Linked DNA regions of Homo sapiens: region 1 is linked to region 2. Evidence: chromatin loops called from intact Hi-C (ENCODE). Cell type or tissue: PC-9. All regions are shown on one strand. Each heading gives the region's core, and the rest is flanking DNA. Links, peaks and the distances in the headings are about the cores only. Region 1 overlaps CDH23 (cadherin related 23). Region 2 overlaps CHST3 (carbohydrate sulfotransferase 3).

What was found. Peaks named below come from ENCODE experiments on the same cell type or tissue, not always from the same donor. Only the 100,000 strongest peaks of a DNase experiment are listed, where the experiment ranks them.
Region 1: a loop joins it to region 2, with 10 times the contacts of the local background. A loop is called at or near these places in 3 of 110 quality-filtered maps.

Annotation. Positions count from the first base shown.
Region 1 is chr10:71,762,343-71,770,342 of GRCh38, reverse strand. All of the region lies in intron 38 of CDH23 (cadherin related 23), which reads right to left. All of the region lies in intron 1 of VSIR (V-set immunoregulatory receptor), which reads left to right. Among named protein-coding and RNA genes, the nearest start is that of VSIR, 7.2 kb to the left of the region's middle. RefSeq lists an enhancer at 2,807-4,006. In PC-9, for the core only: no CTCF peak of the experiment used is centred there; DNase peaks (open chromatin) are centred at 2,552, 2,992, 3,442 and 4,792; H3K4me3 peaks cover 946 bases; H3K27ac peaks cover 6,184 bases.
Region 2 is chr10:71,966,536-71,983,092 of GRCh38, reverse strand. The region is part of intron 1 of CHST3 (carbohydrate sulfotransferase 3); the gene reads right to left. Among named protein-coding and RNA genes, the nearest start is that of CHST3, 10 kb to the right of the region's middle. RefSeq lists enhancers at 3,663-4,164, 9,163-9,662, 12,425-12,968, 12,969-13,512. In PC-9, for the core only: CTCF peaks have their summits at 12,439 and 12,646; DNase peaks (open chromatin) are centred at 6,842, 8,452 and 12,592; H3K27ac peaks cover 2,833 bases.

The DNA.
Region 1 (8,000 bases), core at 1-8,000, 210 kb after region 2:
TATTCAGTCTCCCTGAGCAAGTTCCCCTCCCTCTAAAGTGGGAAGATGATACCACCTCCCTTGGAGGGCAACTGTGAAGAGCCAATGAACGAACACTTAACACAGCACCCGGCTCCTCGTGAATACTGTGTAATATTATGGTATTTCTTGGCTTCTGCAGGCCACATGCCATTGGCTTTCTATCTAAGCTGCTTGCTCTCTACAGGGCCTAATGGAGTGCCCAGGGCCTGGGAAGGCATTGGTGAGCTTCACTGGGACTAGATTCTCCAAAGCCTGGAGTATGAAGGGTGCATGGGCTGCGTCCAGCTACCTGTGAGCCCCTGTAGGCCCTCACAGTCTGAAATGCCCATGGAGGTGCCTACAGGTTCTCTTCTTAAAGTTGTCAGGAGATGGGGACATTGCAACTTGAAGGCAAGCCTGGCCCTGGGTTTGCTTATCTTGGTGGATCTTTCTTACATCTGATCTTTTTACATTCGGTCCATTCACTTTGGCTGGCCATCACCAAAGACAAAGACAGTGGCCACCATCTTTCTCATCAGTAATCCAATAATGAGGTTGCTCTGCTACTTACCAAGCCAAGCAAGCCCATTCCTTTAGCCTTTCTGCGTAGGATCTTATTTCCCATGGGGACCTGGGGTCAAACCCTGCCTCTGCTGTTCACTCATCATGGGAACACAAACACACACTTCCCCTTTGTCTGTGCAATGGACAGGTTGGGTGACGTGGTCTCAGTGAGGCTGACCACCCTCCTCTGAAGGTTAATTCCATGATGGTGTTTCCCTAGCTTCAGTCATTTGCTTATCACCTTTGTGATCTCTGCAGTGTCTGCCTTTCATAATATTTACTTATTTTTTTCTTTAAATCTACTCATTCTTTTATTTGAGTATGTAGATCTTTAAAAGGAAACTTTTTATCGCTGTCATTAGTGGAAAGCCAGTATCACTTGTCATAAATAGAACAAAACCATAAAAGAACGTAACAGGAAAACCATATAAGGGTATTGAATTCTAGTTGGAAACTTTAGCCTGGGAAGGCTCGGAGTCTGAAAACTGCTGCTTTCCCTTGCAAAAAATTAAAATAAAATAAAATTTAAAAAGAAAAGGAGATTAGCAAATGTTTTAGAGACATATTAGCATCAAACTGAGACTTTCTCTTTGATGTAATCAGGACTGAAATAATTGTAAAGGGAATAACCTCTTCTATATATGATTCAATGTTATTTAATGTAAAACCAAAAGTAAAACTATGTGGTAGACGTGGCCAGGCAAGCTGGGCTTTCATTGGTCATGACATTTGTCCGTCTTCAAGAAGGAGGTGGGGCCTCCAGTCAGTCCCCAGCTACCTCTATTCTCTAGAGAGTAGTCAGATGGCACCAGACCTCCAGAGGCTGACTACCTGGGTTCAGATCCTGACACCATCACTTATTAGTTGTGAGGCTGTGGGCAAGATACTAATCTCTCTGTGCTTCCGTTTTCTCATCTGTAAAATGGAGATGATACTAGTACCTACCTCATAGGGTGGAAGGATTACATAAACTAATCTATGTAAAAGTGTTTAGAATGAGGCCGAGCACAGTGGCTCATGCCTGTAATCCCAGCACTTTGGGAGGCTGAGGTGGGAGGATCTCTTGAAGCCAGGAGTTTCAAGCCAGGGGACCAGCCTGGACAACATAACGAGACCCCATCACTATGAAAAATTTAAAAATTAGCTGGGCATAGTGGCATGTGTCTGTAGTCCTAGTTGGGAGGCAGGGGTGGGAGGATAACTTGAGCCCATGAGTTCGAGGTTACAGTGGGCTATGATCTCATTGTCACTGCATTCCAGCCTGAGTGAAGAGCAAGACCCTAGCTCACTAAAGAAAACCAACCAAACGGCCAGGCACAGTGGCTCACTCCTGTAATCCCAGCACTTGGGGAGGACGAGGCGGGTGGATCACATGAGGTCAGGAGTTCAAGACCAGCCTGGCCAACGTGGTGAAACCCCGTCTCTACTAAAAATACAAAAATTAGCCAGGCGTGGTGGCGGGTGCCTGTAGTCCCAGCTACTCGGGAGGCTGAGGCAGGAGAGTTGCTTCAACCTGGGAGGCGGAGGTTGCAGTGAGCTGAGATTGCACCACTGAACTCCAGCCTGGGCAACAGAGCGAGACTCCATCTCAAACAACAACAACAACAACAACAGCAACAAAGCCAACCAAACAAACAAGCACTTAGAATGATGCCTGGCACAGAGTAGTAGGGGGCAAAAAGACTTGAGCTGGACCCTGAGGACGTCTTCACAGCATAGAAGCGTGAGGGTGGCTGGCTGGAGCCGGGAGCCTGAGCTGCACACAGTCCTCCTCCAAAAGGGCCTGGGGAGTCTGGGAGGGGTTCATCCACAGAAGCATCCACGGGCCGGGACCTCTGGCCAGCTGCCTAGGCCCTCCCTGGGGAGGCATGCTAGCCTCCAGCTCCAGCCCCGGATGCACGGAGGCTTTCCCAAGGTGCTGGAAGTGCCGCTTCCTTCAATAGAGCCTGGCTTCCCCTTCCCAGCCCCCTTGGTCTGATGTGAATGGACACTTCCTGCGGGGGCAGGTATCAATAAACACATCTGAGATGCCCTTTGTCCTCACTGGCCAGAAAGCCCCAGGGCAGACTTGCTGGCTTCAGGCCCTGAGCCTATGCCTTGTGACGCTTCCTTTCTTAGCCTTGGCAGCCCCAGTCCTGATTGATCCATGCCTCTGTTTCCCTCTGCATCTTGATAAAGACAGAACATAGTCTTTTCCTACAGCCCCAGCCCCAGCCTGTGGACCATCCTGGGGGATGGGGCCTGGCGGGGAGCTGGAACCAGGTCCCATTCTCTTTGGGATGTCCTGTGAGACCAAGGACGGGACCTTTTGCATCTAGTGCAGGGCCAGCCACAGCAGGCAATTAATAACTGTTTACTTGACAACCTCTAGCAGCTGGTCAGAGTTCAGCTGTTTGGGTGGGGCTTCCTAGGCCCGACTAACCAAGCTTGGGTCCCACCTCCAAAGGCTAGGGCGTTGCCTTGGCGACTGTGGGCTAAGCTCACGCCCTGTCATGAAAAATACACAGGCCTGTCCACACCCACACACACCCATCCCGTGCACACTCACAGGGGTCACCCGGGGCCTGCTGGGTGGAGAGAGGTGAAGGTCACAAAAACTGGCATTCTGAGAAGATGCCAACAAGAGCTCCTTTCCCTTGTACTGGGACAGAAACATCTGAGGGTGCCACAGCTAGAAATCTCAGGCACAGGTCCAGGCCCAAGTTCTGAGCAGATGCCCCTGATGGAACTCTGCATCCCCACAGCCTCCCTGCCTGGGCCTGGCCCATGTTAGGACCTTGGTAAATATTTGTGGAATGAAAGAATGATGTTTTCAGCTTGGGTCTGAGGCAGAGCAGGAATGTTGCACGGAGGGCGTGGAGGTCAATGCACGGTCAGTTCATTTTTTCTAAATAGCTGAAGGATGAGGCATCAGCCCCGCCTGCCCACTGGAGGGTTCTGGAGAGGTGGGTGGCTCTTCCTGTCTGCAGTGCTGGCCTGTCCAAGGTGTGAATCTCAGCTCAGTCACACAGCACTGTGTGGCCTTGGGCAAGTCACTTCTCTGAGTCTGTTTCCTCATCTTTAAAATAGGGATGATACCACCCATGTTGGGGGTGTTATGAGAACTAAATGTGACAGGTATAAGATGCTCAGCAAGAGCCTAGCACATAATACATGGTCATAAGACAGCTCTTCCCTCCTGCCCACAGGATTTTAGAGCTGGCAGCCCTCAGGTTAAGATGAAGAAACGGAGGCTCAGAGAAGGGTGGGATCTGCCCAAGGGCACACAATGAGGGCACAACTAAGTGGACACTGAGGCCCCAGGACGTTGCAATCCAAGCGAGAGTTTTACTCCTGAGACTCAGGCTTTCCCAGGTTCACGGCACTCTTCCTCTAGGTGGCCCTGCCTCCTTACCTGGTGGCAGGTGGCGGGTGGCGGGCGGGGGGCCTGGGTCTTGACAGCAGCACGGCAACTGGACGGTTCCCGCCTGGCACATGCTCAGGCCCAGGCCCCGGGTCATTTTCCTGTCCCACATGCTTTTGGCCACCCTGGAGCCAGGGGCTTTCCTCCCCACCCACTTTTCCCGGTCTCCGACAATGACCCAGGTGTCCAAAAGGATCTGCTCCTGACAATAAGCAACATCCTCTCGCCAAAGAATTGTAATTTTAGCCGGGCTGCACAGCTTCCCTGACAACACACAGGCATGTGCACAGATGTGGAGTCCGCGGGGCACGTGCAGGCCCCTCTGCGTGCTGTGCGCTGCCCCTCTCCCCCATGCCATGCCTTCGAGTGTCCTCCTAACGACAGGCTGCTGTGGGCCTTGTCCCAGCTGGAGTCTCAGACACAGTAAATGGGGTGTTTTCTGGCCTTCCCTCCCTCCCCAGGACAAACCCCTGTGGACCCTTGGTTTGTCCTGTCCCTCTGGCTTGTCCTGGACCCTCTCCTGTCTGGCCCTCTTGCTTGAAAACTGAACATCCTCCCCTGCTCCCCAAACTTGAATCCTAAGACAGCTTTTTTCTAAAAGGGGAACAACTCCTTTGGGACCTGTGGGATGGGTGGCCAGTGTGTGAGGGGTGGGGAGGTGTGGGGGATTGAGCAATGCCCCCTCTCCCGTACTCCCTGAACTCTGCTTTCTCTCTGATGCACCCACCCGCCGTGCATCTCAAGGAAGTTGCCTCCAGGGGAGAACATCCCTTCCCTACTGCTGCGGGTGCTATGGGTACAATCCTGGGGTCATTAACCCCATTGCTTAGACCCTGAGGGCTCCCAGCCTGGTGCCCTGCCCCACCTTGTTCACAGGGACACTCAGGCCAACAACCACGCTAGCCCCACTTGTCCACACCTCTGTCCACTTGAGGGCCCCCAACCCCACCCAGCTCAGCTTTGCGCATCTTGCTTTGGCTGCCAGCTCTACTCTGCCTGCCCTGCCATACCCTCCTCTGGCCTGCAGCCCCGTGTCTGCTGAGCCAGCCCTTTGGCCAGCCCCCAAGGTATGTGTGCTGGTGGTAAATACTACCGTAGCTGAAGCTGGAGCTGAATTCAGCTCCCAGCCCTGGGGTGGCTCTGGGGTAGGAGGTGATGTCAGGCAAAGGGAGAAAGGGGCAGAAGCTGGGAGAGGTGCTGGTGGGACCTGCCACATGGCCTGCTGGGGAAGGGGGCAGCACAGGGCCCCCTTGGGGCAGGTTTTGTTTCTTCCTGGGAGTACGTGGGAGAGCCCTTTCCCTAGGTCCTCCTCACTTCTGTTTCCCGGCAGAGCCATAGTTTTGCAGCTACACCCACCCCACTCAGGTGTGAAGGGGAAGTCCAGGCCAGCACGGACAAAACCAGGGGCACAGCCAAGCTTCCTGGGGCTCCTTTTCCACTGAGCCTGCTGCAGGGGTAAGGGCAGTGGGTTAGCAGAGGAGAGTTGGCTAGTCCCTGCACTGCCAGGCTTTCCCTGGGGACCCTGGGTGGATCATCTCCTCTCTTGAGTCTGTGGGTCAGATTTGTAGCATAATGGGTTTGGGCAGTAGAGTCCCATGCCAGCTAGCCCAAGAAGCCACACTCATTCATCACAAACTCAAATGTCCACAGGACCAAGAAACCACGGTGAGAGAGTGAAGCAGGCCAGGTGGAATTATTAGGGAGTAGTACGGACGGACTCTGGCGAACTGGAGTGCCGGTGCCCCCCAAAAGCTGCTACTGAGCCCCAGCTGACAGTTGCCCTGTGGGAAAGCTGGTTTAGCATTATCTTCTGATTTTCTAAGGAGAGCTGGAAGTCAGAATTTTCATGTCAAATTCCTGGTTTTTAAATGTTGCCATCTCAAGAAAATTAAAAAGATTTTGAGGATCCAATGAAATATGTGTGAAGGCTGGATGTGGCCTGTGGGCTCCCAGTTTCTGGCCTTTTTTTTCATCAGTATAGTGTCTATGTGTCTGAGTTTAATTCTAGCTCTAGCACTTGCTTGCTGTGTGATCATCAGTGAGTTACGTAAGTTCTCTGTGCCTTAGTTTCTTCATCAGTGCAATGGGAATAAAAACAATACCTTATGGCATTGTTAGATATGCCCATGAAACCCTTAGCGTAGTGCACAACACATGCTGTGTCTTCTTATTACGGTTCTGCCTAGATCCTGCGTTACCTGAAGTCCCCCATGCTCCAGGCTTTGAGATCATACCCTCTGGAACTTTGGAACTTCAGTCCAACCACTTTCCCTTTCTGGGTCTCTGTGTTTCTGCCTGAAAAGGAGACCTGTATCTTGCCAAAGAAGTTCTGAAATCTCTGCTCACCCTGACAATGACTCCAAAAATCTGGGGCTCCCAGACTTGGCTCTCTGCCTAAAACTCCACTCTTGCAGACATGCCGTTTGGGGCTTTGGTGCCTTTGGAGACTCTCCTTTAAACACAAGCGCCCCAGGATCGGATCACAAGTTGTTATCAGTCATTCACACCTTAGCAGGAAAGACTTTAAAGCTGGCTTCTCCATCCCACTGTGCTTCTCACTCCTAGGAGGCACTTCTTGACTTGCTGAATGAATTAGAGACCTGTCTAGCTCCCAAGTACCAAGCGCCGACTACTCGCATGGCACTTACAGAACACTTCATGTGAATTATTACTAACCGTTGCCTCAACTCTGCCAGGGAGATGTTTTCATTTCTGGGAAAAACATCTGTGAGTGAGGAGTCGGGGCTCAGCGTCTAAGTGGCTCACAGCTACTGGTCCAGTACAGGCTGGCCAGCTCCAGAAGCCCCACCAGGCTGCCTCCCTCCTGGCTGGGCAAGGCTTTCAGCTCTTCCAGTGGGTCCCAGCCTGCCGCCGAGGGTCCTGGGCTCTAAGGGCAGGGAAGGGGCATCTGAAGGAGGATGTGGCATTATATTGGTTCTGGGCAATGCCCCTGGCTGGGGCAATGAAAAGGATGTATCAGTTTGGATTCTGTACATAGTTCTAACCCTCCTTCCCTCTCTGCTAGACCCACAACAGCCTGACATGCCATTTAAAATAAAAATACCACTGGCCGGGCGTAGTGGGTCACACTTGTAATCCCAAGACTTTGAGAGGCCAAGGCAGGAGAATTGCTTGAAGCCAGGAGTTCAAGGTCAGCCTGGGCAACAGAGGGAGACTCCGTCTCAAAAACAAATAAATAAATAAAAATAACACCAACGCATAATAATTATAGCTATCCCTCAGATGTCTGCAGAGGGCATTAGAGCTCACATCTTGTGTTCTCATCTTTCCCTCATCTAGTCCTTTTGCAACCCTGCATTGTAGCCAATAGTTTTCTCACTGCACAGAGGAGGAAACTGAGGCTCATACAGTTAGATAGAAACGCGGCCTCTATCCAATATTCTGTTTTCAAAAGCTCATGGTTTTGAGGGTCAACCCAATTAAATGCTGGAGGATTGGGATAAGGCAAAGTGGACCAGGGAATTGCTTCATTTGCTTGGTGAAAAAAACCAAACAGAACTAGACAGTTTTCTAAGTTTGGCTGGAAGGACGTGCATGGATGAGATGACCTTTCATATACTCTCTGTCCCGGTCCCTCAGACACTGGGTTTTCCCATTTTCACACTATCTTGCCTAGGACACCCTTTCTACTGGCTGAAATCCTATCTATGCACCAAGTCCAAAGACTCTCCCTCCTTCAGGAAGTCCCTGACTGTCCCCAGAAGGCTGTTTCCTCCCTCCTCCAAGTGCCCTGAGGGCTGGCATTGGATTGCCTTTGCCATGGGGTTCTGCTGTCGGGAATGCAGGCCTCGTCTGCTCAAGGGGAGGCCATGCATTCAGCATGCAGGTGAGATGCAGCACCTGGCCCAGGCCTTGCACACGCAGGTGCTCTCTTAGTGCTCCCTGGCAAGGATGGGAAGGCATGTTCAGTCCTAGGAGTAGGAAGGGGCAGAGGTGTTGATGGCCCCTACAGAGCGGCCAAGGACAAGGAGCTGCTGTTCGAAACAGCCTTCCTGCTCCCCAACCTGCCTCC
Region 2 (16,557 bases), core at 4,756-12,755:
ACCCCTCCCCTTCCTGGGGCCTCCCCCTGGCCAAACAAGCCTCACCAGCAGCACAGGACACACAGACAGAAGATGACAGAGCTGAGATTGAACCCATGTCTGTCTGACTGCCAAGAGGGGGCAGTGTGGTGAGGTGTGGTGGGCAGTGAAGAAGGGGTCGGACAACCTGGTTCTTCCAGCTCGGTAGCCCACTAGCTGGGTGAGCCCAGGTGACTGCCTGGCCCCCGTACTTCATCTGTAAAGCAGGGTTAATGACAGCCCCGTATCTGTTTCCTACTGCTGTTGTAACACATTGCCACAAACTTAGTACCTTCAAATAACACTTACTTTCTTTCCTTTTTTTTTGAGACAGGGTCATGCTCTGTTGCCCAGGCTGAGTGCAGTGGCATGATCATGGCCCACTGCAGCCTCAATCTCTCGGGTTCAAGAGATTCTCCCACCTCAGCTTCTGAATAGCCGGGGCAGATGCGTGCAACCACACTCAGCTAATTTTTTTATTTTTGTAGAGACAGGGGTTTCATCAGGTTGCCCAGGCTGGTCTCAAACTCCTGGCCTCAAGAGATCCTCCCGTTGCAGCCTCCCAAAGTGCTGTAATTATAGGCATAAGCCACCGTGCCCAGCTGGAACAACACACTGATTATCGTACAGTTCTGAATGTCAGAAGTGTGAGGTCAGTTTCACTGACTTAACATGAAGGTGCCAAAAGGCCTGGGTTCCTTCTGGAGAGTCTGCAGCCTTGCCTTTCCCAGCTTCTGGAGGCTATCTGCTTTCCATGGCTCATGCCCCCTTCCTCCATCTGCAAACCAGCAATGGCTGATAGTTTTTTTCACCATGCATTATTCTGACACTCCTCTTCTGTAGTCAAATCTTCTGCCTCCCTCTTATAAGGACACTTGTGATTATATTTAGGGCTCTCCTGGATAATCCAGGATAATCTCTCAACTCAAAATCCTTAACTTAATCCCATCTGGACAGTCCTTACCATGCAAGCTCACATATCCACAGGTGCTGGTGGCTCATACGTGGACATCTGTGGGGGCCACATTTCAGCATCCCATAAGCACCTGCTTCCTTAAATGGGGTACTCCAAGTTAAATGCTTAGCACAGCATCTGACAGACTGGAGGCCAGTGATGCTGCATCCCTGCTGGGCATGAGAATCACTCTGAGAGCTTTTAAAAAATATCAGTGCCAAGGGTTCACCCCTGAAGATTCTGAGGTGGGAGGAATCTGTGCCTGGGAATTTTTATAAGTTCCCTAGAGACTACTGGGCAGCCAGGGGCGGGGTTGACAGTAAGAAGCATTGAATTCATGTCAGCAGTTATTCTTATTCCCCACAGCTACTTAGCACCAAACCTCAGTGGCCAGGACTATTCAATAACTGACTGTTGAATTGGACAGAACGGAATCACTCCTGGGGCCTTACACTGCCCTGGGATGGGCGTTTCTCCCTGCTGCACCAGGGCCTGAAGAATGAGGTTCTGTGGGCAGACAGAGGCTCAGGCCTCTGAATCAACCTCACACCCAGAAATGGCTGCCTGGGGGGGCTGGAGTCCTTTCTCCTCCTCAAAGTCCAGTTGAGGGAGCTGACCTGGGCAGAATCTAGTCATCAACGGGCCATTGTTACTGGAACAGAAGTGCTCTGTGCCCACTGAACATTCCCCTCCCTCGCAAAGCTGCTCCCAGCTGAGGGCTGGCTTCTGGAGGGCTGCGAGGCTGGGGAGGGGCCCATGGAGGCCCCAAGGCTACAGAGGAGGAGGCTTAGGGGTGGGGGCTGACAGTCCCTGGTTGGAGAGCAGAAGCAGTTTGGGATACAGGCCAGTCTCCAAAGCTGGCAGGCTGCAAGGCCGAGGTGCTGCCGCGTGATACAATGCCAGGAAAATTTCCGGTTAAAGCTGGGAAACTGGGGACCGCCAGTGAAACCCACCAGACCCCTACCAGAGCCAGCGGGGACAGCCTTCCCCATGGGGCAGTCACGCTTGACCTACCTTCTTCCCTTTGAAAAAACAGAAAGTTGAAACCCACATGCTAAATAGCGCCTTTCATTGCCTTTAGAAGAACAGTGTTTTCAGAAAGGCTGGGAGGGTTTTATGTTCTGCAGGTCTGGGATTTGAGAGGCAGGGAATTCAACTAGGGCTAGGCATAAATGTCCCTTTGCTTAGCAGGCCTTTTCTACATGCAACACTTTATATTAATAGTGTGAGCTGGATTTTAGGAGGGTGGTGTTAAAGATCCCAACGACAATGCCTGACCAGCATCCTCAAGTATCTCAGAGATCCACCGTTCGGATGTTAGCAATCAGCAATTCTCATCCATTCAATAAAGCAAATCCCCTGATGGTCTTTGCCAAGGGAGCATGTTGCCTTAAAAACACCCCAGGAGGGTGGGTCTCAAAGTGGGGTCCCCAGACTGGCAGTATCAGCCCCTCCTGGGAACTTGGTGGAAATGCGAATCCTCAGGTCCCACTCCAGAACTAATGACTCAGAACCTCAGGAGAGGGGAGCAGATTGTTTTAGCACACTCTGCAGTTGAGTCTGATGCACACGAACGTTTGAAAATCGCTGGTCAACAGTGACATTTCTCAAACTGCAGGCTGTGCCAACAATTTGGTAGGTTAAGATAAGCTTTTTTTTTCTTTTTTAAACACAACAGCATTGTGTAGATTAGAAAATATCAGAATGCCTCTGTATCATAATGATAAGCATGAGTTGATAAGCATGAGTTTCTTTTTTCACTTTGTTGCCCGGGTTGGAGTACAACGCTGCAAACACTGCAGCCTTGATCCCCTGGGCTCAAGTGATCTTCCTACCTCGGCCTCCCAAAGTGTTTGGAATTACAGACATGAGCCACTGTGCCCAGCTAAAATATGGGTTTCATAAGGCTTTTGTTTCAGTTATGTGTGGGTGTCTGTGTCTGAGGTTTTAGTCTAAAAGTTGGAAAGCCACTGTTCTAGAGCTGGAATATGCTCACTGAGACTGGCTCCTTTTCTGTAATTTGTCTGAATGGGGAGGTTTTGAAGGCCATGGCCTGAAAGTTCCCCATTCCCTCTTTCCCCATCCGATACAGTCATGTAGGCAGCGGACAGAAGGGAAGGACTGTTTCAGGTGAGACAATCTTTCCAACTCTGGCCTGAAGGTAAATTTAAACTGTGCATTTTCCCTGTGCTTATAAAACTTTCTGGCCCTCCAGCCCCCATGCTCCCACTCCCACCCACCGGGTAGGCCTACTGAGGTGTCTATACGCATACGGACCAAATAACTAAACAGTTCCATCTGGGTGGTGGGAGTGGTGGTGATTTGCTGCATTCTTCTCTGTATTTACCCATTGTACTTGAATTTTACATACTAAGCATCTAGCATTATCACAAAAATAATATTCTGACTACCTTAGATAGAGAAAAAAAATAAAAACAATAAAGTCACTTCCTAAAAAGAATTCAAAGCTGAGAGTCCATCTCTGGGTGGAAATGCAGAAAAGGGAAGGCGGTACCGGAAGGGAGGGTGGCAACCATGAGCCTAGGGCTGGTGATGCCCAAAGCACCACCCCTCCCCCATCTGTGCCTGGCCAAATTCCACCCATCCCTTAAGGCCGAGCCCAAACCCTACACATCCCCAGAGCCTCCCTCCGACTTCCCCCACAGCCATAACCAATCCCCCAGGGGACTAGTCTAACCCCTCTCCTGCCATCTAACCCCTCTCCCGCCATCTAACCCCCCTCCCGAGACTCCGTCTAAAAAAACAAAAAAGAAAGCCCTTTTACACCTCCAATTCTCACAAGAGCCTGGCAGGCAACCTGGGTCCTCACCTCCACCCTCTCCTTCATTATCCAGATGAGAAACAGAGGTCCAGACACGCTGAGCGACCCGCCCAAGGCCACCGGCTGGAGGTTTGAGGCCAGGATGTGAAGGGAGGGCCTCCTACCACACGTTCCTCTCCCAGCACCATTCCTCTCTCTACCTTGCACCATTCATATCACTTTTCACCTTGTATTAGAGGTAACACGTGTGCGCTATCGCTGTATGGCACTGAATAAATATGTAAGGAAAGAAGGAAGAAAGGAAGGAAGGATGCAGGGAGGAGGGAAGGAAAGGGAAGGAACCTGTCCCAGGGCCAAGGAGAAACCTGGTATGTTATTGAACTTCCCCCTTGGCACTGGACTCCCCAAGGTCAGACATGGGGAGGCATCCTGGGGAGGGGTCCAGACATCGTCTATCTGTGCCTCAAACACTCCTGCTCTTGGCCCACAGAGCTGTGCTGAGCAGGGGCCCCTCGGAGGCCATTTCCAAAGGCTCAACAGAGAAGAGGCAGGGCGCCTCCCCTCTGGGTACAAGAGGAGCCCTGCATTCCCTAGAGGCCGGTTCTTCACTGCCCTTTAGACATGGGCTGCTTACCAGGCAGGCTCCTGTGCCTTGGGCTTATCTGCAAAAAGAGTATAAGGACAGCACCTACCACATGGGAGCGCTGTGAGGACTAAATGATCGATGTGTGCGCTTCTAGAACAATGCCTTGCACATAGTAAAGGGTAAAGAAGGTTAACTATGATTACTACTCTTGTTATTAAATGAGCTCTGGGGAATGAGAGGTTGCCCTGCAGAGGAAGGGAGCGGATTGTTGAGTTCATGATATTGTCCGGGGAAGCCTGGCAGCACGGGGTTAGGAATCTGGTGACTGGGGCCCAGCATGTTGGAGATCCAAGCCCAGCTGAGCCACTTTGTTTTTTTTTTTTTTTAAGACGGAGGCTCGGTCTATCGCCTAGGCTGGAGTGCAATGGTGTGATCTCGGCTCACCGCAACCTCCGTCTCCCTGGTTCAAGAGATTCTCCTGCCTCAGCCTCCCGAGTAGCTGGATTACAGCCGCCTGCCACCACGTCCAGCTAATTAGAGATGGGGTATCACCTTGTTGGTCAGGCTGGTCTCAAACTCCTGACCTCAAGTGATCCACCCACCTTGGCCTCCCAAAGTGTTGGGATTACAGGCATAAGCCAGTGAGTCCAGCCCTGAGCCACTTTGTACAGTGTGACCGGGCAAGTGACTGGCTTCTCCAGAAGTCAGCATAGAGGCATAGGAAGGCGTAGGAAGAAGCACAGAGGCAGGTTCAATATGAGGAGGTGGTGGTGCTGTTACTATTGCTGAATGCTTCATGGACTTCACTTCTCAGCCAGTGGCTCAGATCCAGCTGGTGGGAGACCTTCTTTAAAAAAATAAAAAAATCAGCCTGGCCAACATGATGAAACCCTGTCTCTACTAAAAACACAAAAATTAACTGGGTGTGGTGGTGCACACCTGTAATCCCAGCTACTCAGGAGGCTGAGGCAGGAGAATCACTTGAATCTGGGAGGCAGAGGTTGTGGTGAGCTGAGATCACGCCACTGCACTCAAACCTGGGCAACTGAGCAAGACCCTGTCTTCAAACAAACAAACAAACAAACAATCAAGCTCCAGCCTGGGCAACATAGAAAGACCCCTTCTCTAAAAAAAAATTTAAAAATTAGGTGGAGCACACCTGTAGTCCCACCTACTTGGGAGGCTGAGGTGGGAGGATCACTTGAGGTTGGGAGGTCAAGGCTGCAGTGAGCTATGGCTGTACCAATGCACTCCAGCCTGGGTGACAGAGTGAGACCCTGTCTCAAAAAAAAAAAAAAAAAAATCGAGCTTAGGGGACTCCGAATATACAGTCTGGCTAAGAGGCAGCATAGTTTGGTCAGATCACCCTTGCCATGCCCTGACCCCACAGCCCCAGCTGTGGCTACTGCCCTGCAAGACAAGAGGGGACAATGTTGAAGGGGCAGCTGGGAGGCCAGGGTTAGCCCAGAGCCTGAGACTGCTAGGCTTGGAAGCTGAGCGGGCAGGCTGGGGCTGGCCCCATTCATGCTGTGTGGGTGACTGCTCAGGTCTGGGGGCTGGGACTGTGGGCAGCAACACTTTTTGGGAAGGGACAGCCTTAGCAATGATCGTTATCATAATAACAGTCCTCGGGAAGAGCTGGACGCTGCAGGGGGCCCGATGCTATTTCCAGGTTATTTTTCAGGTTGTGCCTCGGTCAACCTAATTGTGAAACAGGGAAGGGTTTTGTTTTAAAGCTGGACAATTTAAACACAGCTTACACACACACACAAAACTAACAATGCTGAGTGTCTGAGTCCGGCATGGGAAAGAGACCACACATAGACTGTTTTGTGCCTTTTCAACTTTGCACCATGGACATGTATTATTGATTTTATACAATTTAATAAAACTAAAACCAAAATAAAAGTAGGTTCCAGTTTTCTATCCGTAGAGGCAAAGTTCTTTTGAGGGTAGCCTCTTGTTTGAGAAAAGTCATTTTAACAAGTCTTTGAATTTAAGCAGAGACAAAGGACAAATCCTATCACAGAAAGGAAAATTTGAGGGCAACTGGAAGAAAAATGGCCCCTCCAGTCTGAATTCAAGGCCTGCCTTCTCTGCAAGAGCAAAGACAGCTCCCCAGAAATTATTACAGCAACCATTGGGCCTGAGCCTGAGGAGGGGTAGTTACTGGTTTGAGTTCTCTCTCTCCTGGAGGGGAGGAATGGCCACCCCTGAAGCCTGATGAGACTGGGGCTGGGGAGGGCAGACTGTGAACTTATCAGCATTCCTGGGGGCTTCCCAGAAATCCTTGGGGTAGGGGCCAGAGTTGTACAAACTACACAGAACTGAGGCTTGGGGTACACTGATACACGCGTTAAAAGGCATGGGGGACCCCTGAAGACAGCAGGCCCGCAGACCCGTGTCCCCACAGCACCTGCCCACTGAGAGCAATGGCAATGTGCTGCATGCTGGGTAATGAGTCACCGCAGTGAGGCCCTTCCAGGGACAAGTACTGCCAGGACCAGGGTGGTGTTGGCATCTGGGTGGAGAAGGAACATTTTCCAAAGCCTGGAAAGGGCCTCTATGGCTTCAAAAGTGCTCCAAGAGCTTTTCTCCTACCCTAGAGGGTCATTTTCCCGAACCACAAAGAGCCAGTGACTGCAGAATGAATCAGAAGTGCAAGCCCCGAACAGAGAATCGAACAGGGCTGTGCTACCCAGTGTCAGAGGGCAAGCTGGCTCCTCCCTCCTCCAGGAAGAAACTGGCCATCTGCCTGCAGAAAGAAGACTTGAGTCTCGGTTCTACCGCGGGAGCTCAGGCCAAGGGAGCTCAGACAGCCAGAAAACTTCTCTAGGCCTCAGTGTCCTCACCTGGAAAGCAAGGATAATCACGCTTCCCTTGTGAAGGTGAGAGGATGTCATTCTGCACAGGGCACGGCCACTGGCCCCTCCACTCCAGCTGGCCTGACTGAGGGCGGCACCGGGAGAGAGCTGTGAGTTGCAGCAGCAGCTGCAAAGGCTGGCATCTGCGCCCACAGACAGGCCAAGGAAGCTGGCACTGGGCCCCTGGCTTGATTCATAGTCCGTTTCTAGGTGTGGCCACCAATGCCAGGACAGGCGCCCCCTGAGCCCCCGTGCTCCTTCCAGAGAAGAGAGTCAACAGACATTTAAAGAAACTTCTCACCCCAAACAGCCGCATGGGTGGGATTTGCACAGCCAGTGAAGCTGGATGTTCTCCTAAATGGATCTACAGACTTCAAGCCACTCTGGGGAGTGACCTACACTTTGAGATGAAAACTCCCTGTACTTCCTGTCTGCACTATACAATTTATCGGGCAAATGTTGGATATGTTCCACCTTCTGTGGTTCTCTGGTGGCTTTATTTGTGGCCGGATGGCAGAGTGGCTAAGAGCACATCTGGAGTTGGACAGTTATGGGTGTGAATCCTGGCTGTGTGGCCTTGGACAAGTTGCCTAACCTCTCTGGGCCTCGGGGATGGCATCTGTAAAATAAGACTACCTCGCGCAATCAGATGGACGAAAATAAAGCACTCAGTTCAAAGATGCTTAGTACAGAAAGAACTCTCAGACACTCAACTGTATTCTGCAGGAAGGCAGGGCCTGCCCGTCAGTCTGAATCTCCTCTAGGTCATGGCATAGTGCTGGTCACATAGCTCTACCAGGCTTTACTTTTTAAAAGTGATCCCACCCAAACAGCAGGCACCATTCTCAAGGAAAAGCAACTCTAAAAGCTCGACACAGGCTTCTGAGCTGTCCCCTCCCCACCCAGAATTCCAATCAAGGGCTTGGCATGGAAGCCCTTCTGGAAGCTCTTCATGCCCATCACCACTTCCAGAAGCTTCTGCCTCAGCAGTGTGTATGAGTAGGGCTGGGGCAGGGGACCCAGGCAGGGAAGGGAGTGGTGGGAAGGTGGGAGACAGTGGCTGGGGAGGAGAACCCAGTGCAGGAAGCTGGAGTGCTGACCTGGCCCTGCTACATGGGGTGTGCGGGTCCCCTTGCAGGACTTGGGGCACTGAGGTCATCAGGAGAACCATAGAGGGCAGACAGCAGGTGGGCGGCAGACAGTGAGACTCAGTGATGTCATGTTTTCCCCAAATGACTCAATGGTTTGCCCTGGGCTATGAATGGTGAGCTGTATGCTGTAGCCTCCAGTCCTCCCTACCCTCCAGGCCCGCCTGGCATCTCTCCCCGTCTCCACCCTGCCCCAGGGACCCACAGTTGCCACATTCCTGCTCTGCTCCTGGCTGCGGCCCCAGCCCAGGGCTCATCCCTGTGATGCCCCTGCCATGTCTCTCCAATCTTCACTTTGAGGGAAGACTCAAGCGACAGCAGACCTGGGTGTTATTACTGGCTCTGACTCTCCCTGACTGAGTGACTTTAGGCAGGTTACTCAACCTCTCTGAGCCTCAGTTTCCTCATCTGTGAAATGGAGACATTGCTAACAACCTTGCCGGGTTGTAGGGGGCTTGGTGAGAATGACTGTGAAGAATCTGGCACATGGCAGGTGCTTAGTGAATGGAAAGAATGACATTCAAGGGCCTCTATGATCTGACCTCAATTTCCTTTTCTAGCTGCATTAAAACATATACCTATATAATAATAGCTCACCCTTCCTGATGCTCAGTGTGCCAGGCACTGCTCTCAACACTTGTATAGAAATACATTTTATTCCCATGTCTTCCCCATGTGGGGGGTACCAGTAGTGAGAAAACTGAGCTCAGAGAAGGTAAGCAACTTGGCCACGGCCACACAGCCAGTAAGTGGGGAGTTGGGGTTCCCGTGAAGGCAGCCCGGCTCTAGAGCCTGTGTGCGTAACCACAACTCCATCCTGCCTGTCTCTCCTCGTGTATCCTATACATTTCAGTTCAGTCCAGCCAGACTCCTCACCAGTCCCTGTCTTCAATCGGAACTTTCCCATCCTCGTGCCTTTGCCCAGCTTCCCTCATGCACTGGAATGCCTGCCTCCTCTAGGAAGGCTTCCCCAAGTCTTCCCTCATGTCCACCTCTGTGGGCTCATCACAGTGGGACTCAAAGGTGGTTACTGGGGCACCCAGCTCTCCTCTCTTCCAGCTTGAAAGTCCCTCCTGTTATCCCACCATCTTGCAGTGTCAGCATGAGCATAGGCGCGCAGGACCTGGACAGGTGATGCCCAAGAACCCAGCACTCTGTGCCCCACTACTTTTGCAAGGACAGACAGCTTGAGGGCTGGAGGTGGGGCCACAGAACAGTTCTACCCACCCCTGGGGAGGCAGCCGGCCAGTAGGGCTTCCTTCTCTCTGCTCAGGGAAACGACTCAGCCACGGCAGGCCTCGTTACTTGCAGATGGGAACTGGACCCTGGGGCTGTTGAATGGCTCTCCACTTGCTGGTGGGGTTGAGCAGTGGGCCCAGAGTGCAGCCAGCCACCAGCCCAAAAACGGGCATCCAGGGCAGGCAGGCAGACAAGTGGCAGGACTGGAGGGGCTTCTGGAAGGGTTTCAGGCTCATCCTCAGTATCCCAGCCCAATACCCATGGGGTAATGACCTCAAGAGGCCATGTGCCGGGGTCCCACTCTTCCTGTCTGTCCCTTCCTTGGCCCACGTTAGCCACCCCTCCCGCTCACCACGACTCCTGCCACCCTCCCCAGACTCGAAGCGCTCCCTCACAGAAGCATCCTGGACTGGGCCTGCCCCACTGAGGGCTCTGTGCCACATCAGTCACTCATTCCTTCCATAATCAGGTAGCAGCATTCACTGCTAAGTCGGGGGCTACAAGGATGGACAAGGCAGACAGCTGTCCTGCCCTTGCACATCCCATTGCCTGGTGCAGACCACAGATCACTGAACCAGCAATCATAATACCACAGGCAAAGGGCAGTGAGGGGGACCTGTGGGCAGCCATGGGGAGGGCCACCACCCAGGCTTCCAGGAGAAGGTGGCATCCAAGCCAAGGGGAAAAGGGGGAAGGAGGGAATGTTCTTGGCAGCTGGGAAGGCTACAGAGAGCAGGGTGTGTGTGTCTGGGAAATTAGGACAATTTGGAACATGGGATACCGAGTCCAGGTGAGGCTGGGGAAGAAATATTTGCTGAAAGGTCACAGGGCCAGACATCACTCGGGGTGGGGTTCCTGTCTTGCTGGAATGGCCACTAGGGAGGCAGAAGTCCCTGGATCTGCCAGCTCCCCCTTGCTAACTGAGACCACACTCGCTGCCATCTGCACCCTTCCTGTGACCAGGTCAGGGCACAGGGGAGTGGCATCAGCAGAGCGGGCAAAAGACCCTGAGGCAGGATCCAAAATGCCCTGCCCAGGGCAGCCGGCAGGTACTGGAGTCAGACCTGGAGAAGGCCGAGGCTCACTGGTAGTGCCCACAATAGGCCATGCAACGCCAACATTGCCAGAGCTTCCCAGTCAGAACGCAATGACATGCACTGGCCACGGTTTGAAAATGAATGCCTGTGTGCTGTTTCTCCTCTCGGTGCAGCCACAACGGGACAGACGCACGCACAGGTGGTACTGAGAGCACAGACTCTGGAGTCAGCTGTGGGGCTCAGGCCCGGCTTTGCCCCTCACCGGCTGTGGCATGTCAGCAACTTATCCAGCTGTCTGCCTCTGTCTTCCCATCTGTAAAATGGTGGGAATAACCGGAGCCACCTCTAGAGCTTCTGGTGAGAACTCGGTGAGGACGCCTTGTAGGTGCTCAGGGCAGTATTAGGCACACCAGCTGCTCTTACTATTATTGTTTCCTGGGCACGCTACCCCCAGGCACCTACACCAGATGCAAGAGAAGGAAGAAAAGTGAAAGAGAAATAGCATGTCTCGGTAAAAAGAAAGCAAGTGGGTGACCTGCGAGGTCACAGTCAGTTCTTCATCCTCTGGTGGGTGACACTGCTTCGTGACTGGCAGGTTCTAGATTTCTATTCTCGGGGCCTCTTCAGACACATCAAACCTGCAGGACAGGCCCTCAGCTTCTCTCCGTGTCTCTAACAAGCCCCTGGAAGTCTCCAGAGGAAAGCCAGGCACCTGCGGCCCTGCCCTGTGGCTGGAGTGAAATTCCTTGCTGAAAATCAGTGTAGTCACAGTGCGGGGACGGGGGTGGCCCAGTGTGTTTTCAAAATATTTCCTCAGATAGCACTGTTTGGCTCAGACACATTAGCACTTTCCAGAATCTTGCAGATGGCGAGGCAGCTGGAGAGGAAGGGAGGAGAGGAGGGGGAAGCGGGAAAGGGTAGGGGAGATGCCCAGGGCTAAATCTCAGGTAGCTGTGTGGGCTGGGGCTGGCACAGGCACAGGCGGGCATCGGCGCAGCATGTGTGAACAGGAACAGCACACACATGACAGAAAGCTGATCAACCTGCAGACTGGTCTGCAGACGGCTAAGCTGTGAAGCCGTCTTATGAACCAGAACTTTTTTCAGAAGCCCAATATGTAGAATACGAACATGTGGACGTGCGGAGCGCAGGACTCACCCCACAACCACCCTCTCCAGAAGCCTGGCAGCAGCAGAACAAAGCAGGAACCAGAACCTTCCAGCAGTGCCCCACTCCCCAAATCCCAGAGGCTTCAGGGCTCGCTGACTCAGCTCAGCACAGCCACAGAGAACGAGAAGGGCCCTCAGCCACTCCCTGGATGCAAGGTGAGGACCCTCCGCTGCCAAGCCCTGGCTCTCCCCCTTCTAACCGGGTGCCTGGTTTTAAAGTTGGTCACTAAGTAAATTGAAGTTATTAAGAGATGGAAAATGTGCTTCCTATCCCACAGACTTAGTCACTCAGAATAGTGCTTGAGTTTCTGGAAATCATTGGTGTGACCTTACACCACCACCCCTGAGCTGATAGGACTCCAGCCCAAAGCAAAGAAACCTGACATTTTTGTCCAGGTAGCCTACAAAGTAAATGAATCTATGAGGGTTTGCTCACAGGTAGGCCCCGTCTTGGAGAGACATAACGGGAAAATTAGCTTTGGTCTATCCACCCTAAAGCAATGTTTAAGAAGCAAAGCTTCTCAGATGCCACAAAATGGAGAAAAGTCTCATCATTCTGCACCATCAAAGTTAAACTCACCAACCAACCAAGACGTCACCGTCTGCCTGCTGGGGAGGGTCCAGGCTTGGGACTGACTCAGAGGGAGCAGGGCTGAGCTGGGACCCCCGGCCGTCTTCTCTCCCATATACATGTTCCTCCTGTGCCCAGCCACCAGCGTCCCTGCAGCACAAGGACTGGCCAGCGGAGGGTGTGTTCCCTGACTTTTGAGGCTCTTAAAGTTAAGGAGGAGGGACTGGGCGGGGAGGGGGCAGGTGTAACCACAGAGGCCAAATAAGAACATCCCGGGCTGGCCTCCGAGGTGGTTGTTTACTTGCGGCATTCAGGAGAGGCTGAACTGGGAACTGGCTTGTTTATTTTCCACACTTTTTCTCCAAATCCTTTTCATAGAGTCCTCTGAAACCTCAGTGATAAATTTCCTAGGGCCCAGGGAAGCCACAGTCCCTCAGCACACAGCCATCTTTGTGAGGAGGTGGTGGGGGGTGAGGGGGATCAAGAGGACGGAGGGCAGCTGGAGACAAGAAGTCACTGGTGGTCAGGGGCTCCCGGGGCCCACCCTGCCCTCCAAGCTGGTGGCGGCCCAGCAGCCACAGGCCAGATTTGGGGCAATAGAGACAGAGGGCTGAAGCGTGTCCACCGGCAAGCACAGAACAAACCGTCCAGGCCTGCCAGGGGCCACCCCACACCCCGCTGTGGAGTCCACGCGCTCAGGGTAGGACCAGCAGCATTCTGTCATCTCTTTAGGCCTTAGAGAAGAAAAGGTGGCAAATATCATTTCTGTTTAACGAATGAAAAGGAGAAGTGTCTCCTCTCCTGAGGCATAACCTCACGAAAGCCAGAGACTCTCTGAGTGTTCCTTCGCAGCAAAGACCCTCTCTGTGCCGCCACTCTAGGAGTTCCCAGCAGAAGCATTCACGGCCCCTCCTGGGGCTTCACCCAGCATCTGACTACATTTCCAAGAACTTCCCATGCCTCAGGCACTGGGATGGAACCAGGGGTACAAAGATGGACAGCCCCGGCCCCTGCAGTGGGGTGGCTTCTCCCCACACCCAGTCCCCCAACTTCCGTCCTGGTCACTGTGTCCCCTCTGCAGTGGAGGGGGAGAGGGCTCCAGTTTCTTTGCAGCTCAGCACTAGGAAGGCTCTAAGAACTCACCCAGGTGGGCTTCCTGTGGAAGGTGGGCAGGGATCAGCTGGGCAGTGCTCATCCAATGCTCTTTGCGTCCTTTGAAGGGCGCCAGCCTTTCCCGTTCTATGGACATCTGTACTGGGGGCTCTCAGGGCAGAGATGAGGGTGGGTGGAGCAGTGAGGACCCTGCCCCAGCAGGGATAACCACTCTCAGCCCTTGGGGCCGGGGATAGAAAATACCACCCCGACTGAAAACGTGGCTGTCCCAGGCCTTTGCAGATGCCTGGCTTCGTGACCTTGGGCATCCACTGCACCTCTCTGAGCCTCATGTCCTCATCTGTAAAGTGGGGCCAACAGATAATTGCTGTCTCCCTGTGGGGCGTGGATGTAAAAGCAAGAGCTGGGGACCAGATGAGCGTGTGGTTATCACCTCCCCTGGCTGCTCCGGCTCTGCCCCATTCTTCTCTCCTGTGGACCAGGTGCTGCTGAGGAGTCCAGCTCTCCAGAACACGTGGCAGGGGTGGGAAGGACAGCTGTGACATGGCCCCTTATGTTCACCAGGTAAATGACAATAGGAGGTGTCAGGTGAAGGCTGATTTCCCCAGGTAATAGATTACCCTGGAGAGGACCAAAAAGGGGAAAAAAATACAGTAACCCATTTGAGGATGTTTGGTCTACCTGGCAATTTCTTCCCTATTCACGGTATGGTCACAAGAGGCAGCTTTGTCCCAACTTCTCAGATAAGCAGTGAGTCATGTCTCACTGGAATTACTGCAACATCTCCCTGTGTGCCCCCCCAAAATCTCCACAGTTTTCTGACTCCAGAGCCACACAGAAGGCTCCAGCAGCCTGGTACCACCCAGCCTTTGATTCCCACAGCCTAAGGTATATCCAGGCTCGGCAGAGTGTATGGAAAAAGAAGAATGCAAGCAGAGGCCCTGGGACCACGTTAGTAAGAAGCATCAGGGCTGTTTCCCTGTTGCCATGGAGAACCAATAAGGGCCTTGCAGACAGCCTGGCATGGTGGAGACAGGGTGGGTTCTGGAGTTAGACAATCTGGGTTCAAATACTGGCTTTGCAATTGCAGCAAAAACAAAAATTGACAAATGGGACCTAATTAAACTAAAGAGCCTCTGCACAGCAAAAGAAACTATCAACAGAGTAAACAGACAACCTACAGAACAGGAGAAAATATTTGCAAACTATGCATCCGACAAAAGTCTAATATCCAGAATCTATAAGGAACTTGAACAAGTTAACAAGCAAAAAACAACCCCATTAAAAAGTGGGCAAAGGACACAAACAGATACTTTTCAAAAGAAGACATACATGTGTCCAACAAACATATGAAAAAACGGTCAACATCACTAATCATTAGAAAAATGCAAATCAAAACCACAATGAGATACCATCTCATACCAGTCAGAATAGCTATTATTAAAAAGTCAAACATTAACAGATGCTGGCCAGGTTGTGGAGAAAAGGGAGTGCTGGCCAAGCGAGGCGGCTCATGCCTGTAATCCCAGCATTTTGCGGGGCTGAGGTGAGCAGATCACGAGGTCAGGAGATCGAGACCATTCTGGCCAACATGGTGAAACCTCGTCTCTACTAAAATACAAAAAAAAAAAAAAATTAGCCACGCATGGTGGTGCACGCCTATCAGGGGGCTGAGGCAGGGGAATTGCTTGAACCTGGGAGGTGGAAGTTGCAGTGAGCCAAGATCGCACCACTGTACTCCAGCCTGGTGACAGAGCAAGACTCCATCCCACCACTCCCACCAAAAACAAAAAACAAAAAACAGAGTGCTTATACACTGCTGATGGGTATGTAAATTAGTTCAGCCATTGTGGAAAGCAGTTTGGAGAGTTCTCAAAGAACTCAAAGTAGGATTACCATTCTACCAAGCAATCCCATTATTGGGTACATACCCAAAATAATATAAATTGTTCTACCATAAAGATACATGCACACGTATGTTTATCATAGCACTAGTCACAATAGCAAAAACATGAAATCAACCTAAATGCCCATCAACGGTAGACCAGATAAAGAAATGTGGTACATATATACCATGAAATACTATGTAGCCATAAAAGAGAATGAGATCATGTCCTTTGCAGCAACATGGATGGAGTTAGCGGCTATTATCCTAAGCAAACTAACACAGGAACAGAAAATCAAGTGCCCCATGCTCTCACTTAGAAGTGGGAGCTAAACATTGGGTACATCTGAACGCAAAGAAGGGAACAACAGACACCAGGACCTACTTGAGGGTGGAGACAGTGGGGAGGGTGAGGATCAAAAACCACCCATCTCGGGCCTGTGCAGTGTGTCAGACCTGTAATCCCAGCACTTTGGGAGGTGGAGGCAGGCAGATCGCTAGAGCTCCAGAGTTTGAGACCAGCCTGGGCAACATGGTAAAACCCTGTCTCTACAAAAAATACAAAAAAATTAGTCAGGCATGGTGGTGCCAGCTACTCGGGAGGCTGGGGCAGGAGGATCACCTGAGTCCAGGAGGTCGAGGCTATGGTGAGTGGCAGTGATCGTGCCACTGCACTCCTGCCTGAGCAATAGAGACCCTGTCTCAAACAAACCCAACAACTACCTATTGGGTACTATGCTTACTACCTGGATGATGAAATAATCTGTACACCAAACCCCCATGGCATACAATTTACCTATGTAACAAACCTGTATACGTACCTCTGAACCTAACATAAAGTTTAAAAAAACCAAATACACAAACACTGGCTTTGTCTCTCACTACCTGTGTGACATTGAAAAAGTTACTTAACTTTTCTGGTCCTCAGTTTCCTAATCTGCAAAATGGAGATGAAATGCTAACCTCATAGGGATATAATGATTTAATTAGAAAATGTATACAGAACTCTCGATTCACAGAGGGCATAATGAAGGTGGAAAGGTGATATAGGGAAGGAACTGGCTGCAGGGTTCCACCTGAAATTGGGGGTGCCCAAGCCCAGATCACCTCCTCTTTCATCTGAGGCCAGTCCTTGGTGCCGCCCACATGCCTTGCTAATTTCAGCATTTAGAAGTTTGAAATGCACACTG